Regions from separate parts of the Homo sapiens genome. Here all the other regions are linked to region 1. A link is a contact called in ENCODE Hi-C or POLR2A ChIA-PET data. All regions are on one chromosome and are shown on one strand. The core of a region is the stretch at or near the end of the contact, and the rest is flanking DNA. Distances in the headings are between cores, read along the strand shown.

What was found. A loop is a pair of places that touch in the nucleus more often than their neighbours do. ChIA-PET counts read pairs that join two places held with the same protein, here RNA polymerase II (POLR2A). Pooled maps may share reads with other maps.
Region 2: a loop to region 1 is called in a map of naive thymus-derived CD4-positive, alpha-beta T cell, with 5 times the contacts of the local background. The contact joins two enhancer-like sites. A Hi-C loop is called at or near these places in 1 of 168 maps with a recorded cell type or tissue (naive thymus-derived CD4-positive, alpha-beta T cell) and 10 of 50 pooled maps. POLR2A ChIA-PET finds 5 or more read pairs at or near these places in 1 of 52 experiments (Panc1).
Region 3: a pooled map shows a loop between it and region 1 (4-fold over the local background). The contact joins the promoter of TRABD2A here to the enhancer-like site in region 1. A Hi-C loop is called at or near these places in 5 of 50 pooled maps. POLR2A ChIA-PET finds 5 or more read pairs at or near these places in 3 of 52 experiments (CD4-positive, alpha-beta T cell, H1 and naive thymus-derived CD4-positive, alpha-beta T cell).

The regions. Positions count from the first base shown.
Region 1 is chr2:84,692,909-84,695,549 of GRCh38, reverse strand. It overlaps DNAH6 (dynein axonemal heavy chain 6), which reads right to left. Exons shown (of 77, transcript NM_001370.2): 46 at 1,070-1,301. Among named protein-coding and RNA genes, the nearest start is that of DNAH6, 180 kb to the right of the region's middle. Within about 2 kb of position 1,294, at least 4 of the 41 ENCODE cell types and tissues checked have a DNase peak (open chromatin) inside an H3K27ac peak, as active enhancers do; they include CD4-positive, alpha-beta T cell, where a contact is called at or near this core.
Region 2 is chr2:84,922,933-84,925,573 of GRCh38, reverse strand. No RefSeq gene overlaps it. Among named protein-coding and RNA genes, the nearest start is that of TMSB10, 19 kb to the right of the region's middle. RefSeq lists an enhancer at 446-495. Within about 2 kb of position 1,298, at least 19 of the 41 ENCODE cell types and tissues checked have a DNase peak (open chromatin) inside an H3K27ac peak, as active enhancers do.
Region 3 is chr2:84,879,755-84,882,395 of GRCh38, reverse strand. TRABD2A (TraB domain containing 2A) reads left to right here and starts at 1,312. Exons shown (of 7, transcript NM_001277053.2): 1 at 1,312-1,464. The coding sequence starts at 1,357. RefSeq lists a silencer at 1,208-1,337 and enhancers at 1,067-1,567, 1,568-2,070.

The DNA of each region.
Region 1 (2,641 bases), core at 45-2,544:
GATTATTATTTAAAAACATTACAATAGATATTCTTATACATGCAACTTTGTACATAGCTTTGAGTATAACGTAAAAGAAATGTAAAGGCTTTACCTACATATTGCCAACTACCTTCCAGAAAGATTTTGCTAATTTATAATCTCCCAGTGAAGAATAAACAGGCCTATTATTCCCACACCTCTGCCAACTCTGTATATTATGATTTTTTACCATTATCAACTTGCAAGGCCAAGTCACTCGCATTTTTATTTATTACAATTTCCTTCATTAATGGTGAGGTTGAAAATTTCTTCAGGTGTTTAAAGCCCTTTGTTTTCTGGAACTGTGTATTCACATTCTATCACATTTTTTCTATTTCTTCTATAGATGTGCTTGACTTTTCCTTTTTCATTTGTGATAAGTATTTTTATAATAAGATATAAACTCATTGCATGTCATAGATACTAAAAATATTTTTCCAATTTTTTCTTTGTATTTAATTCTGCTTACAATATTTAAAACATTTATGCATCAAATCTATCACTTTTTTATTCGTTGGCTAATTTCTAGATGGGTTTATTTTCTCTAAAGAAAAAATACCCAAGAATAATCAATGTAGAAAGTCCTCTGCTATAGAATTAATTCAAGATCAGTTAATTTAGCTGTTGTAGATATAGATGTAATCCTACTTCAATTTTAAAGGTAATTTAACCCAAAAGATAGCCCTTACTTTTTCCTTTCTGTAGGTAAAGTCATGTTTCCCTAATTGAATTTTTGGTAAATTATTTTCTTATATGCACTTTTATAGTTTATTACCTTCTGTTATCTTTGCCTTTTCCCTCAAAGAAAAGTTAAAAACTTACCTCCTCGACCTTTGATCAAATTTAATTACTAAGAATTTAAAGAGGGAAACAATACTTGGTAAAATAAATAAAAATGTATTATAAAAGTCTTTTACAAGCTGCAGGAAATCTGTTATCAAAGGGAACAATCCCCTTGAACTTCATCCTACAAACTGTTCAAAGCACACACCCGATTGTAACACCCATACATTTCCTGTTCTCACCCATGGGCTATTTAAACACACACCTGGGTGTCAGTGAAAAGGAAAACCATATTCTTGTCTTCTACACCAGCCATTTTGTACAACTTCCTCAGGTCTTCATGAAAACTATCATAATTATATCCCCGGCTGAGTTCAATCTGCAAACATTTGTAACCGCATATATGAGCTGCAAGTCTCGTGAGTGACTGCTTTCCTGTGCCTCCTACTCCAACAAGCAGGGCATTGCCTCTTTCTTGACGTATCATCCGAGCAATCCTGCAAACATCAGAGCAGAGGGTTTATTTCAAGTTCACAGACATGGCTCCTGCTCAGAGAGCCTGCCCCAGAGCCAAAGGCTGGTGGCCAGTGGAGCCTCCTCCCTGGGCAGGATGCTGCAAGGGAAGAGCAGGCTGCATCTGAGGCCAGGGTTTGGTGAACAGCACTGCTGGGCTTTTCTCTTTTTCATTCTTTCCCCCATTCCTAACAGGCTGTTGGGTCTCGGCCCTAGTCGTACAAATTTAGAATAAAGTAAAATCTCTTTTTCCTGAAGTCTGAAGGACTTTGTTGGAGACCCTAGCCGATCTAGGCCACAACTTATATTGTCAATTGCTAAGCCCAGGTTTCCATTTATAAGAATGAGCAAGCAGAAAAATCACTGAACCTAGAAAAAGACACCACAGTGCAGAAGGAGAGACCAACAGAACACTTTGAAATGGATTTACTGCAGGATACCAACAAAATTTTAGAAAGTTTCTGATTCATGTTAACAGGAATTTTTTTTTTTTTTTTGAGATAGAGTCTTGCTCTGTTGCCCAGGCTGGAATGCAGTGGTGTGATCTCGGCTCGCTGCAACCTCCGCCTCCTGGGTTCACGCCTGCCTCAGCCTCCAGAGTAGCTGGGACTACAGGTGGCTGCCACCATGCCCGGCTAATTTTTTGTATTTTTAGTAGAGACGGGGTTTCACCGTCTTAGCCAGGATGGTCTCGATCTCCTGATCTCATGATTCGCCTGCCTTGGCCTCCCAAAGTACTGGGATTACAGGCATGAGCCACCACGCCCGGCCAACAGGAATTTTGAAAAGCCCTACAATGATGATACTAGAGAGAGAGCACTCAAAAAGGAGGGAAACCCCCCCAAATTTAGGAAAAGTTGGGTAGAGATGGAAAATCCACTAAACTGAAAACCTGAGTGGAAGGTGATAAGTCTCACAAATAGAGTACCGTGGAGAGTTGAACAGGAAAAGTAGAGGCCAAACTCCAGGAATATACCCAGAACTCAGAAAAAAGATAGCAATCTTAAAATAATGGGAGAGAAAATGGAAGATAAGGAGGGCAAATCTCGGAGAAACAAATGGCATCCCAGAGGCCACATCATAGAAATTACAGGAATGAGAAGAAGGAATAGAACTGAGGCAATGGTGACTGACATAATAGAAGAAACCACTGGGACTGAACCCACGGACCCAAAGATCAAGAAAGAAAACTAGAGGAGAGACAAAACACTAAATGTTTCCTAGGAGATCTATAAGTAATTTACATGCAGAAGTTTTATAGTAGAAATCTATGTTTTAAACACAATTGAAAAGTTTATGATTATCTAATGCAGAAGTAATAGAT
Region 2 (2,641 bases), core at 49-2,548, 230 kb before region 1:
TTGCCTAGACCTGCCCTGGATCATCAGTCTGTGCCCTCTTGGCTTGGGGAGGCCAAGAATGGGGCCTGCCTGTGTGTGGGCCAGGCAGACAGCCTCCTAGAGAGGTGACTTAGAGGCTCTGGAAGGCTCCCTCGGCTCCCTAAACCTGTGGGCAGGTGGAGAGGACCCAGCGCTGAACATCTCCCAGAAGAGATGGGAACAGCTAGTGGCTGAAGGGACATGCATCATATTCTCAGTAGCGCCTTTAGAATTTCTAAAAAAGAAGAGGCTCAAAGGCAGCAATCTGGTTATGTTATGGGTGGAGGGTGTCCAGGTTCTTGGCAGTTTGAACAAAGGATTGGACAAAATGCACAAACAAAGCAAGGAAGGAATGAAGCAACAAAAGCAAAAATTTATTGAAAACGAGAGTACACTCCACAGGGTGCGAACAGACCAAGCATAGGATTTTCTGGGGTTTAAATACCCTCTAGAGGTTTCCCACTGGCGACTTGGTGTACACTCTAAGTAAAAGAAATAGTGGCCCACTATCAGTCTGATTGGTTGCAGAAATTAACCAATCAGAGGCTGAAGTGAAGTTACAAAGTAACTTACACCTTTGTAAGTGTCTGATTGGTTGTGGAAAGCAACCAATCAGAGGCTGAAGTGAAGTTACAAAGTTACACTCCTATGCAAATATCTGGTTGCAGAAATCAACCAATCAGAGATACTTTCAATTTTCCGTCGGCCCCACAGAAAAGGGGGGTGGGGTTTGCAAAGGGAGTAGCCTCCAGTCCTTTTGTTACTTAGGTGTGGAAAGTTGGGGTTTTCCTTTTGATTTAGTTCTAGAAAGTCAGCGTGAATCGGCCTTAGGTTCCCTGCCTCCAGACCCTATTTTTCTGCTTCAGTCAGGAGGGGGTGGTCTGGGGATGTGGGGGGCAACTATGGGTTTGCCTTGAAACTCTATATGCCTTGTAAGGATGAAGCGTTTGCAGCTTAATTAAAACAGAAACATTTCCAGAGATGCCTTTATTCATGTTTATATGAGGATATTATAAGTGCTTATTTTATTTAAGAGGTTGATGAAGATTATAGTGGGGAAAAGCATCCCTTGGTACAGTTCAGGTCCTGGTGACAGGTTTGTTCACGAGCAGTGTTGGTGGTAAGGAAACTCTGATGGGTTTTAGCATTTTAGTGGGCTAATCCAGGAAGGAATGGGCTGCACCGGGATTACGTGGGTTGACCCCAGGGGAAGAGAATGAGAGGAAGTGTCAAGACAAAGGGAGAGAGGTTTGGGAAACTCCCCAGGACTGGGAGGAGCCAGAAGCCTGCAGTTTCCTCAAGGACCTGAGACTCTCACCCACTCTCTGTGTTCAGGGAAGTAGCCTCCCCTGTAGGAGCACTGATGTGGTAGATATAGTTAATAGTGGGGTGCAGGACCAGATTGAATTTCTTTTTTTTTTTTTTTTTAGACAGGGTCTCACTCTATTGCCCAGGCCTGGAGTGCAGTGGCTTGATCTTGGCTCACTGTAACTCCTGCCTCCCAGGTTCAAGTGACTCCCCTGCCTCAGCCTCCTGAGTAGCTGGGATTGCAGGTGTGTGTTACCACACCCAGCTGCTTTTTTTTTTTTTTTTTTGAGACGGAGTCTCACTCTGTCGCCCAGAGTGCAGTGGTGCGATCTTGGCTTACCACAACCTCCACCTCCCAGGTTCAAGTGATTCTCCTGCCTCAGCCTCCCAAGTAGCTGAGACTACGGGCGCACACCACCATGCCTGGCTAATTTTTGTATTTTTAGTTGAAACGGGGTTTCACCATGTTGGCCAGGATGGTCTTGATCTCCTGACCTCGTGGTCCTCCCACCTCGGCCTCCCAAAGTGCTGGGATTACAGGCGTGAGCCACAGCGCCCGGCCTAGGAAATGAATTCTATACAGAATAATCAGAGTGGTTCCTGTGCCCTTTGGCTGCTTGTGCAGTTAAGCACATTTATCATGACTATTATAAATTATTTCCTTTTAATTATAGCCAAGTTAATCATACACAAAATTTTTTATAGCTTTTCTTTTTATGAACCTTATCATGATTTACACAGACAATTTACAACATGCTTGAACTTTTTGTTTTGTCATAAATTTCCCTCTTTCTTAAATAAACAGTCATTTTACTGTAGGACAAAAATTTACCACATAAGATTATTTCTCATACAAAATTATTCTCTTTTCTTCTTAATCTTTGTTACCAAAAATACATCTTTACATCTGTGACTCTCTTTACATCTCTTTCACCTATTTACTAGTTTCTTTTTACCTTCTTTCATAAATAGGCTTTACATAATCTCTGTATTACATACAATTCTTTTTGTCAAAAGAATATAACTTTATGTCTTCCTTATATTTTTTTAAATGTGCATATTTTATACATAGAATTATATAACTAGAATCAATCCCTCCCTCCCTCCCTCCCCTCCCTCCCCTCCCTCCTTTCTTCCTTCCTTCCTTCTTTTTTTTGAGACAGGGTCTTGCTCTGTTGCCCAGGCTGAAGTGCTATGGCATGATCATGGCTCAATGAAGCCTCCAGCTCCTGGGCTCAGGTAATCCTCCTGCCTTAGCCTCCTGAGAAGCTGGGATTACAGGTGCCCGCCACCACACCCAGCTAATTCTTTGTAT
Region 3 (2,641 bases), core at 63-2,562, 190 kb before region 1:
TGCAGTGGTTCGATCTTAGCTCAGGGCAACTTACGTTCTTGATGCTTTTTGCTTTTCCCCCTCACAACCGAAAGAGAAAGTTTTTGCCAGCAGGTGGCAGCGCTGGTGCCTGAAAACGCCAAAAAGCATCGTCCTGGGTTGGCCCGGAGACTAACGATTGCCGCCGGGCTGACACGGGGCAGTCATCTGAAGACAGGAGACAGTCAATTCCAGAAAGCAAATCCCCACTCAAACTTAGAAAAAAGCGATTTTACAAAAACATCTGAACTCTAAATGTTGGTGGAGTTAAATCTCGAAAGACTTGGCTCTTCAAAGCCAGGGGTTCTTTACGGGAAAGTTGGAAATGGGCTTCAGAAAACCTCTCCCCGCATTGTATGCAAATCTGCCCCCCCCCTTTTCTTTTTCCCTGGGAGATCGTCCAGTTATCAGATTCTCAAAATGGACAGCGACTTAAAGCAATTAAAGACCACTGCGACAAATGCTCCTGCGAACACCACTCCGAAGTTAATGGCGCAGACGTCTGGACTTTAAAAGGTGGTGGTAAAGTGCGCTCAGGCATGGGTAGGAGGTGCGGCAGGCGGGGCACAGCTACTTGCTTTCATAATTTTTTTTTCTTCCTGATGGACCAATGCTGTGAAAAATCCTCAGTGGGGTTTTGGAGCCGAAAGGGAGCGACTGCAGTTTGCAGGCTTGCTATGTGTGCCAATCAAGGTGTTTCTCATAAATTTCCTCTTTTAATCCTTGCGGCAATCCTCTGAGTTCGGTGTTAACATCCTTAATATTATTCCTAAAAATCCATTAAGAGGGCTCTTAATGGAGTGCCAGCTTTTGTGGTCCTGGATTTTCAGTGGATGCACACACTGACCATTCCCCTCTCTCTTTTACATTCAAAACTTCCGTGAGATTTCCTTTGTTTAAATGAACTTTCCTTTATAGATAGCCTTTCATTTGTTTATTTTGTCTGCCTCTTTCAATCAAGAGGCACCCTCCCCTCACAATCGGCAGCATAAGCACAGACGTAAACGCAGGAACCAATGCGATTTTAGGTTGAATTTAGGACAGCGCTGGAACTTCACTTTACCCCTCTTGCGGTCACACGAGGTGGGCGGCGGCCCCGGCAGGGTTTGGGCGGGAGAAACGCGGTTCGGGACTCCGCTGCCGCCTAGGCGCGGGGCTGACCTGCGGGGGTGGGGTGGGGGGAGGGAGGTCGAGGCCCGGCCCCACGTGGCCGCTGCTGCCGGGCTCACCCCAGCCCCGCCCGGAGGCGCCCCGCGGCCCCGGCTAGCCAGGGCGGGCGGCCACCTCTGCCCTACTCCTTCCCTCCGCGTTCCGGGCCTCGGAGCCGCCTTGAGGAGGATGAGTCCCTGGAGCTGGTTCCTGCTGCAGACCCTCTGCCTCCTGCCCACGGGCGCAGCTTCGCGGCGCGGGGCGCCCGGCACCGCCAACTGCGAGCTCAAGCCCCAAGTAAGGCGCGCGTCGGGTGCTGGAGAGCCGGCCTCTCTGCACCTCCTTGGGATGGTTTCCCTCCGAACCCCGCGAAGCAGCGCTTTCGGACCCCGAGCCGACTTCCGCGGCTGGGCTTTCACCTAGCACCGCGGCGCTCCTTGCTCGCTCTCCTCTCCGTGCCCTCGGGTTCCCCTTTCCCGCGGGGGCGCAGCCCGCAGGCTCCAAGCGACTCAGTGCCCTGGCCTTTGCCCTCCGCCAGCCCAAGGGCGTCCGAGAGAGCCTCTGGGGTCTCGCCAGCCATTTTCGCGAGCTTTCGGGGGACGGATCCGCCAGGGAGTACCGGACCAGGAACTTGGGCACATTTATTTGAAGTTTCTTCTTCCCTCTCTTCCTTAAGAGTTTAATTTCACCTGCTCTTATCAAAATATTAACAGCGCCCTGAAGCTGCTTGGCTTAACCTTCATATGTTCAGTGCCTGAGTTAGAAGGGACTTTAGGGAGTTGAAGCCATTTCCCTTGTTTTTACCGATCTGGGAAACTGACACTCAGCGGGGGACCTGTGTGCTCCAGGTCACAGAGTGCGTTCGCGGAGTGACCACTGTCCGAGCCTTGCGTGTCCAGCCGGGCGCTTTAGATGTTCGCATCAACGTTTTGTGGGTGAGGGAAACCCAGGCAAGGGAGGCTCAGTGACCTGCCCGAGTCAACACAGCTCTATAGCGGACAGGTCTTGCGTCTCCGAGGCTGGACCTCTTTCGAGATGAATATTTCCTTCTCTGATCAGTTTTCCTACACTCAGAATTTTCTGTGGTTCTCGAGTCCCTCTCTTCTGAGTGCGGCATAGGTTGAATTTCGCGCATTTGTTCCGGTGGGTTTGATATCTGTGCGTCCCTGGCTCTGGAGAGGGCCATGCCAGGCTTATCCTTCTGGTGCGCCCGCGACGCGGGGGTGGGGGGGGTTGGGGGTGGGTTGAGGGAGTGGGGGCTGGAATTTAGAGGCCCACCTTTGATGACACCTGCGCAGCTCCCCGGTCTGCCTCCACCCCTGGCCATTCGCAATTTTATTCCTCATCCCAACTGCAGCAAAGCAGAGGACGGCCAAATAGAGCCGATCCTGGAGCTCCGGGCTGGGAAGACGCACGGTGTTCGCCTCTGTAAGGCGTCGCGGGGCTGCGGACGGCCCTCTACCAAGGCAGGAGG